Linked DNA regions of Homo sapiens: region 1 is linked to region 2. A link is an interaction called in ENCODE POLR2A ChIA-PET data of the cell type or tissue named here. Cell type or tissue: HepG2. All regions are shown on one strand. Region 1 overlaps NDUFC2-KCTD14 (NDUFC2-KCTD14 readthrough). Region 2 overlaps USP35 (ubiquitin specific peptidase 35).

Region 1 (4,000 bases), 130 kb before region 2:
CCACACTCTGACTCACTCAGTTGCTTCAAAGGCCAGAGCAGCAACTCTACGCCATAACGTTTCAACACACCCTAACCTGATTTTCATTCAGAGGCAATATGGTATAGCAACAGTTAAAAATCTGGGCTCTTGTTCTGGCTCTTCCATTGACTTCTGTATTATCCTAGACAACTTTTTTTTTGAGATGGAGTCTCACCCTATTGCCAGGCTGGAGTGCAGTGGCGCGATCTCAGCTCACTGCAACCTCCACCTCCCGATTCAAGCAATTCTCCTGCCTCAGCCACCCGAGTAGTTGGGACTACAGGTGCACGCCACTACACCCAGCTAATTTTTTGTATTTTTAGTAGAGATGGGGTTTCACCATGTTGGCCAAGATGGTCTCAATCTCCTGACCTTGTGATCCTCCCCGCTCGGCTTCCCAAAGTGCTGGGATTACAGGCGTGAGCCACCGCACCCAACCTTTTTTTTTTTTTTGAGATGGAGTCTTGCTCTTGTCACCCAGGCTGGAGTGCAGTGGCGCCACCTTGGCTCACTACAACCTCTGCCTCCCAGATTCAAGCAAGTCTCCTGCCTCAGCCTCCCGAGTAGCTGGGATTACAGGCTCACGCCACCATGCCTGGCTAATTTTTGTACTTTTAGTAGAGACAGGGTTTCACCATGTTGGCCAGGCTGATCTCGAACTCCTGACCTCAAATGATCCACCCACCTTGGCCTCCCAAAGTGCTGGGATTACAGGCGTGAGCCACCACGCCCGGCCCTAGACAACTTATCTTACCTTTCTGTATCTGTTTCCCTGTTAGTAAAATATAGCAGAGAAATCAAATGAGTTATTCCAGCTCTGACAACCTAGGATTCTCCTTACAGTGCTGAGGCACTGCCAGTTTTCCAACAGCAACATCAGCATTGTTCTTCCTGCTTCAATGGGCATGTGACAGTATCTTGGTTGTTTGAATTGATACTGACTTGGCCTTTTAAAAATTTCTTCACTCCACAGATCCCTTCACATGATAGAAGACAGACTCTTTGATGAGGTCGGCGGAGCAGTTCACTAGCCAATGATGAGAGCAGAAAGGCCTAGACCTGCAGCCAGAAGTGAAGGCGGCTCAGTTCTCCGGGATGCTTCTCTACCTCCTGAGCACCAATTCCTGGATTCCAGTCACTGGCTCACCTTTAGAATGTCTGTTGCTATTCACTGCTCCCCTCGCTCCTCTTAACAGCTTGGGGAGGTGACCAGTGGTTCAGGAGGGACTAGACAATTACCTGTCCAGTGTGGTATGGTAGGAAGAGTGTAGGTGTTGGCACGTGACCAAAATTCACATCCCTCCTCATGGCAGTCATTCAGTATGTGTACTTGTACAAGTTATTTAACCCATTGGAGCCTAAATTCCCTCATCTATAAAATGGGGATAATATTATCTACCTCACAAGCTTATGAAAACTAAACATGATGAATCAAAAGCACTTGGCATGTGAGGGCTATTAAAATAGCCTGATTTTTTTTTTCTCCCCCTCTCCCCAATGTATTTGCTCTGGCCCTTGCTTTTTACCCTCCAGAGCTAAGAGGTAGCAGAGTCTCTTGGGATGAGTGATTCACCCTCTTACTTGGCGACCACTGATGAGATCAACAACAGGTGAACTATAAACCTATTATTTATTGCAGAACTAATAAAAAATCCAAAGCCTTGTATTTGTACATCTTTATTATTTCTAAAGCACTTTCCTCAACCTAATTTCAGTTTTTACAATTGGTACTCAAGAAAATAGAGACAGAAATCATTTGATTTTGCCCAGAAACCATCTGCTTATATTTATAAGGCCACCTAATTTGAAATCACATATAGACCAGGCGCGGTGGCTCACGCCTGTAATTCCAACACTTTGGAAGGCCAAGGCAGGTGGATCACAAGGTCAAGAGATTGAGACCATCTTGGCCAACATGGTGAAACCCCGTCTCTACTAAAAACACAAAAATCAGCTGGGCGTCGTGGCATGCACCTGTAGTCCCAGCTACTCGGGAGGCTGAGGCAGGAGAATTGCTTGAACCCAGGAGGTGGAGGTTGCAGTGAGCCGAAATTGCGCCACTGCACTCCAGCCTGATGACAGAGCAAGACTGTCGTCTCAAAAAAAAAAAAAAAAATACCACATATACTTTATCTCCAAAACCTAATCTGATTATAAATTCTAAGCTAGGAAACAAAAACTTTTGGGACAAGTACTTTTTTTTTTGACGGGGTCTCCTTTGTCACCCAGGCTGGAGTGTCACCCAGGCTGCAGTGAACTGTGACACAACCACAATTAATTGCATCCTCGAATTCCAGGGCTCAATAGATCCTCCCACCTCAGCCTTATGAGTAGCTGGGATTGCAGGAACGTGCCACCACGCCCAGCTAATTTTTGTATTTTATGTAGAGACAGTGTTTCACCATGTTGCCCAAGTTGGTCTCGAACTCCTGGGCTCATGCAATCTGCCCTGCCTCAGCCTCTCAAAGTGCTGGGATTACAGGCATGAGCCACTGCATCGGGCCAGGACAAGCATTTGATAAGCCATAAAAAGTAACCTCATTCCAGTTAGGTACAGTCTTTTGCTTCTAATTGCACCAAGCTCCACTGTAGACAGTATTAGCTCCTGAGTCCATTTTCTCCAGGATAACCCACCTAAGAGCAAAGACAACTTGGCAACATAAGATTTCTGTTTTCCTTGTCTGGAGTCTCCTCCTTCGAAACCACCTTCTATATCATTCATTATAGACAGCTCAGAAATACAAACCTGACTGTATGATTTAAAACGCCTTAATGACTTAATACCTACAGGATGAAGTCAAAATTATTTGGCAAGAGTCACAGAATCCTCCATAATCTGGCTCACTCTAAATTCACTTTGCACTAGGACAGGGGCAGGCAAACCTTTTCTGAAAGGGCTACATATTAATTAGGCTTTGCAGGCCATAGGTCTCTATCACAACTACTCAATTCTGCTCTTGCAGCATGGCAGTCGCCATAAACAACATGTAAACAAATGAGCATGGCTGTGTTCCAATGAGACTTTATTGGCAGTGGGCCAGATTTGGGTAGTCTGCTAACTCTAAACTAGAATTCAACCTCATCTTAAAATCTTTCAGATGGGTGAATGGAAACTGACCATTCTCTGATGATGAACTATTTTTCTTACAACAATAAAGAGTCAGAGTACTCATGGTACGTATTTTAATTACAAGGTGTCAACATACAGATTAGCATAAGCTTCAACTGTCATAAGAAACATGTTCCATCAAATTCAGAAACAGCAGGTATCAGTGAAACTGGAGCAAGCATTTTGAAGACTTCAACGTATTGGATGGAATTTTTCAAAAATTTCACCATATGTTTTCTTATCTATAAAAGGAAAGATCATAAAAGATTTATTTTAAAAATATGTTTTAAAAATTGTATTTCCTAAACGAAAATTAACACTCACTAATCTTATGATTGAAATCCTGCTGTGGTCTGAATGTTCATGTCCCCCCAAAGTTCATAAATTGAAATGTAACCCCCAAGATAACGATATTAAGAGGTTAGGACTTTGGGAGGTGATTAGGTCACAAAGGCTCTGTCCTCATGAGGGGGATCGGCTTAGGGGACCTTGTTTGCCTCTTCTACCATGTGAGGACACAGCAAGATGGCATCATCTATGAAGCAGAGTGGGCCCTCAGCAGACACCAACTGTGCTGGTACCCTGATCTTGGACTTCCCAGCCTCCAGAATTGCAAGCAATAAATTTCTATTACTTATATATTACCCAGTCTATTCTGCAATTATACAGGTGGTAAGAAAAACAAAGTTAAAAAATTTTTTTTAATTACCCAGTTTAAGGCATTTTGTTATAGTAGGCCAAACGGACTAAGACAAACCCCTAAGAATTTCCTTATTTTCTTGTCCTTGACTATGGCTTGGTAATCACTGAAGGATTTTCTTTCATTGACTGAAGAATAACTTTGGAGGAATCTGTGATGACAACCAAATG
Region 2 (4,000 bases):
GCTCCCACAGCTCCTCCCTCACATCCCCCCCATGGTGGCCTCTCTGGTCAAGGAGGACTCGAACTCGGGGACCAGCTGCCTGGAGCAGCTGGCGGAGCTGGTCCACTGCATGGTGTTCCGGTTCCCGGGCTTCCCGGATCTGTATGAGCCTGTCATGGAGGCCATCAAGGTGAGCGACAGTCCCCTACTTGGGCCTTGCCCCACTCTGACAAAGGTACCAGTGTGGGCCTTCCAGCGGGCCATACCACAGCTTGGTGGCAGTCCCCGTCATTTGGTGCCTGGCTGTCTCCCATCACCTCCCCAGGTCCATCATGTGCCTCAAGCACACTGAGCCACTCACGTTCCCCAAGTAGGCTGGGCTGCCTCATGGCTGCTCTGGGCTTTTGCACACACTGTGCTTTCTAACCATAAACGCTTCTCTGTCAGTGTAGTATGGAAATTAAAACACGTTCTCTTTCTCTGCTCTGCCTGGACAGCTCCTGCTTACCTTGTAAGTCTCTGTTCTAGTGTTACTTCCCTCAGGATGCCTTTCCTGATCACTCTCAGTACTCCCATGCCCTCCACCAGGCTGGGCTAGGGCCTCGCTGGGCTCCCACAGTCTTGGTACATCCCTCTGTCACATGTTATCACTGTCTGTCTGCCTCCCTTGCCAGACTGTGAGCACTCCAGACCAGGGATAATTTACAGTCGTTCACATGACTTTACTGACGTCCTGCTCTGCACCAAGCCCAGGCTGGGAACTGGGGGCATGGGCATGAAGCAAACGGAGTCTCCTCCATTGAGAGGATCGCAGCCTGGTGAGGGTGACAGACTTGGATACGAGAAACTCTGGTCGGAGCAGCTTTTGAAAATGTCTACAAGGTTTGGCTTGAGAGCAGTGAGAAACCAGAGGAAGGAAAGATCTTCTCCAGTTAGAGAGGACAGATGAGGCCTCTAAGAAGAAAGAGTTTCTTAGAGGCCTCATCAAGCTGGGCTTGACGGGTTGCTAGGATCTGACAGTGACTAACATCTGTGGCTACTGCTACACTTGAGATTATTTTCCTGTATGTTTTGTCTTCTGATGCTCACAAGAAACCTACAAAGATGATACGGTTCATTTCAATCTCATAGATGAGGAAAAGGAGACTTGGAGAAGTTTGGTGACTTGTGCAAAGTCACAGAGGTAGTGAGACATGTAGCTGGAGTCTGGATGGCAGAGCCTTCCCCATTGCCTGATAGAGAAGGCAGGTTGGGTGGGGTGAAGGGGTCTAGGTAGGTGGCCCTTGCAGAACCTTTGATCTGACTTTTACATCTGCAGCACAGCAGACGAGATAACCTGAAAAGTGTCCTGCTACAAAACAGCTAGAAATGCTTGTTAAAATATAACAAACATCACTTTAAGTACATAGCTAAGCTTGCAAGAAAGTAAGGGGGAGTCCCCAGGGGCCAAAAAGGAAGAGATAACTGAATTCCAGAGTGGTAGGTGAGAAACAATGTTCTTTTTCCTCTGGAGTGAGGCAAGTGCGTGGCTGAGATGGCCAATCTCAGTCACAAAGGGACTTGAGTTGGTAGGGACAGGAGGTCAGACTTTGGGCCTATCCCCAGCAGGGAGTTAGCACTAAGAAGCCGACTAAAAGCCAGGACCCAAGAAAGGTTGTACCATTAGCAAAAGAATGGTCTAGGAAAAAATATGCACATGGTTTTAAATAGACATCAGGGAAACTTTTCTGGCTTCGTCTGGGCTCTGGATTGGGGAAAAAAATGTAATCAGTGGCCTGCTCTCATGTGGATTTAGGGGTTCAAATTCATATCATTTTGGGGGTTGTGGCCCTTCCCCACATTAAAAATAGTCATAAACTTGTAGTACCCAAGGGTAACCTGGTAGAAAGACATAAATCAGGCCATAAAGGTAAAGTTCTACTGAAAATGAGTTTATAGTCCCAAAATTATAAAACACACAAAGGAACAATCCTGCATGAATGACAGTTGGTAGATACAACAAACAAAACTTCCGTTATTTACTTGGATCTTCTCAGTTTTTCAAACTTAACACGAGAAAGAACTTTTTGATAATCAAAGCTGCCTTACAATGGAAGGGGCTGCCATGATAGGTCATGAGCCCCCGACAGTGGAGGTGGATGAGGAGGACTTCCCTGTGTCAGGTGTGTTGCCCAAGGGTTTCTACATCGAAAGGGAGGTAGGAGGAAAGCTTGGAGATTCTGTGGCTGGGTCTGTCTGTTTCCTGCTAGACAGGAAACAGTGAGCTTCTGTGGGCAGGAACCCTGTCCTTTTGATCTTTGTGCCTAGTAGATGTCTGTGAGCAAATGAGTGGGTTATTGTTTGAGCAGGACTGTAGGAGAATGCTGTAATGAAGGTGCAGGCAGAGAGGAGGGACCCTGCCCCGGGCACTGAGGAAAACCCATGATGAGTGAGATGCAGGCTTTGCACAGTAGGGGCCCATGGATTGTCTGATCAGGGGATGAGGGGAGTCTGCACATACCTGTACCAGTAGGGGCAGGGAGTTAGGCTTTATAAGATGATACAGATACAGTCCTTCTCAAGGACCCCGCCTTCTCAACCCCGCGCCTTGAGAAGATCCTGGAAAGCTTCATAGAGAAGGGATACAGGAGTTTGATCTTACTGTACGGGGACTGAAAAAGGACACTCTGGATGCATCGGAGGGGAGGCATGGAAGTGGGAACATGTGAGGTTAGTTTGGTGGTAATGTGTGAGGGGGAAGGGAGATCAGAAAAATCAGCAGAGCAGTGCCTTGAAAACTAGGTTGCACCACTCGGCTAGATCTGGGCTTCTCGAACGTTTCCACCCAAGTACTTGACGTCAGAGAGGGGAACTCACCCAAAGTAGCCTGACATGAGCTCTGAGTTTGTCTACAACCTCACTTTATCTCAAAGACTCAAGTATGTATGTCGTAATTATAAACATGTTTACATGTTTTAATATTACATTTTTTTTTTTTTGAGACAGAGTCTTGCTCTGTTGCCCAGGCTGGAGTGCAGTGGCGTGATCTCGGCTCATTGCAAGCTCTGCCTCCCAGGTTCACGCCATTCTCTTGCCTCAGCCTCCTGAGTAGCTGGGACTACAGGCGCCTGCCACCACGCCTGGCTAATTTTTCGTATTTTTAGTAGAGATGGGGTTTCACTGTGTTAGCCAGGATGGTCTCGATCTTCTGATCTTGTGATCCAGCCATCTCGACTTCCCAAAGTATTGGGATTACAGGTGTGAGCCACTGTACCCAGCCCATATTTTTCTTTTCTTTTTTTTTTTTTTTTGAGACGGAGTCTCGCTCTGTCGTCCAGGCTGGAGTGCAGTGGCGGGATCTCGGCTCACTGCAAGCTCCGCCTCCCGGGTTCACGCCATTCTCCTGCCTCAGCCTCCCAAGTAGCTGGGACTACAGGCGCCCGCCACTACGCCCGGCTAATTTTTTGTATTTTTAGTAGAGACGGGGTTTCACCGTTTTAGCCGGGATGGTCTCGATCTCCTGACCTCGTGATCCGCCCGCCTCGGCCTCCCAAAGTGCTGGGATTACAGGCGTGAGCCACCGCGCCCGGCCTATTTTTCTTTGAATGTTAGAAAAGATGGCTTCACATTTGTTCTGTGGCTTCGAACACTCCTGGTACAAGCCAGTTTGAGAGGCAAGGCAGCAAATTATAGGATTTTACTGCTTATAAAATTATTTCGCATGGGTTCTATGAGTACATCCTTTTGTACATATGCCTTTGTAAATAAGTTCTGGAAAGTTCTCTGACTTAGGCAGATGTATCAGGTTGTGGCGGTTTCTTTGGGACCTGTGATACTTGCCAAGGGAGCCATCACACATCAGTTTCTAGTAACATTATTAGGTTCTTAAGTTATTTTGAAGTTTTTATTTTCCTGAGAACAAAGTTACCTTCTTTGGGAATAATGGCATTTGATTTTGTTCCTAGCATGGATATTTTTGCATCTTCTCTGCGTGTGCACGGATATGTGGGGTTGTGTCTGCCTTTTTGCCTCTATTCATTCA

Evidence for each region. Peaks named below come from ENCODE experiments on the same cell type or tissue, not always from the same donor. Only the 100,000 strongest peaks of a DNase experiment are listed, where the experiment ranks them.
Region 1: POLR2A ChIA-PET joins it to region 2 with 6 read pairs; 3 of 35 experiments call an interaction of 5 or more read pairs at or near these places.

The regions. Positions count from the first base shown.
Region 1 is chr11:78,066,665-78,070,664 of GRCh38, forward strand. The region is part of intron 1 of NDUFC2-KCTD14 (NDUFC2-KCTD14 readthrough); the gene reads right to left. It overlaps THRSP (thyroid hormone responsive), which reads left to right. Exons shown (of 2, transcript NM_003251.4): 2 at 995-1,687. It overlaps NDUFC2 (NADH:ubiquinone oxidoreductase subunit C2), which reads right to left. Exons shown (of 3, transcript NM_004549.6): 3 at 1,633-3,372. The coding sequence ends at 3,323. Among named protein-coding and RNA genes, the nearest start is that of THRSP, 4.8 kb to the left of the region's middle. In HepG2, no CTCF peak of the experiment used is centred here; no DNase peak of the experiment used is centred here.
Region 2 is chr11:78,200,640-78,204,639 of GRCh38, forward strand. It overlaps USP35 (ubiquitin specific peptidase 35), which reads left to right. Exons shown (of 11, transcript NM_020798.4): 6 at 11-169. Among named protein-coding and RNA genes, the nearest start is that of USP35, 14 kb to the left of the region's middle. In HepG2, no CTCF peak of the experiment used is centred here; a DNase peak (open chromatin) is centred at 2,272.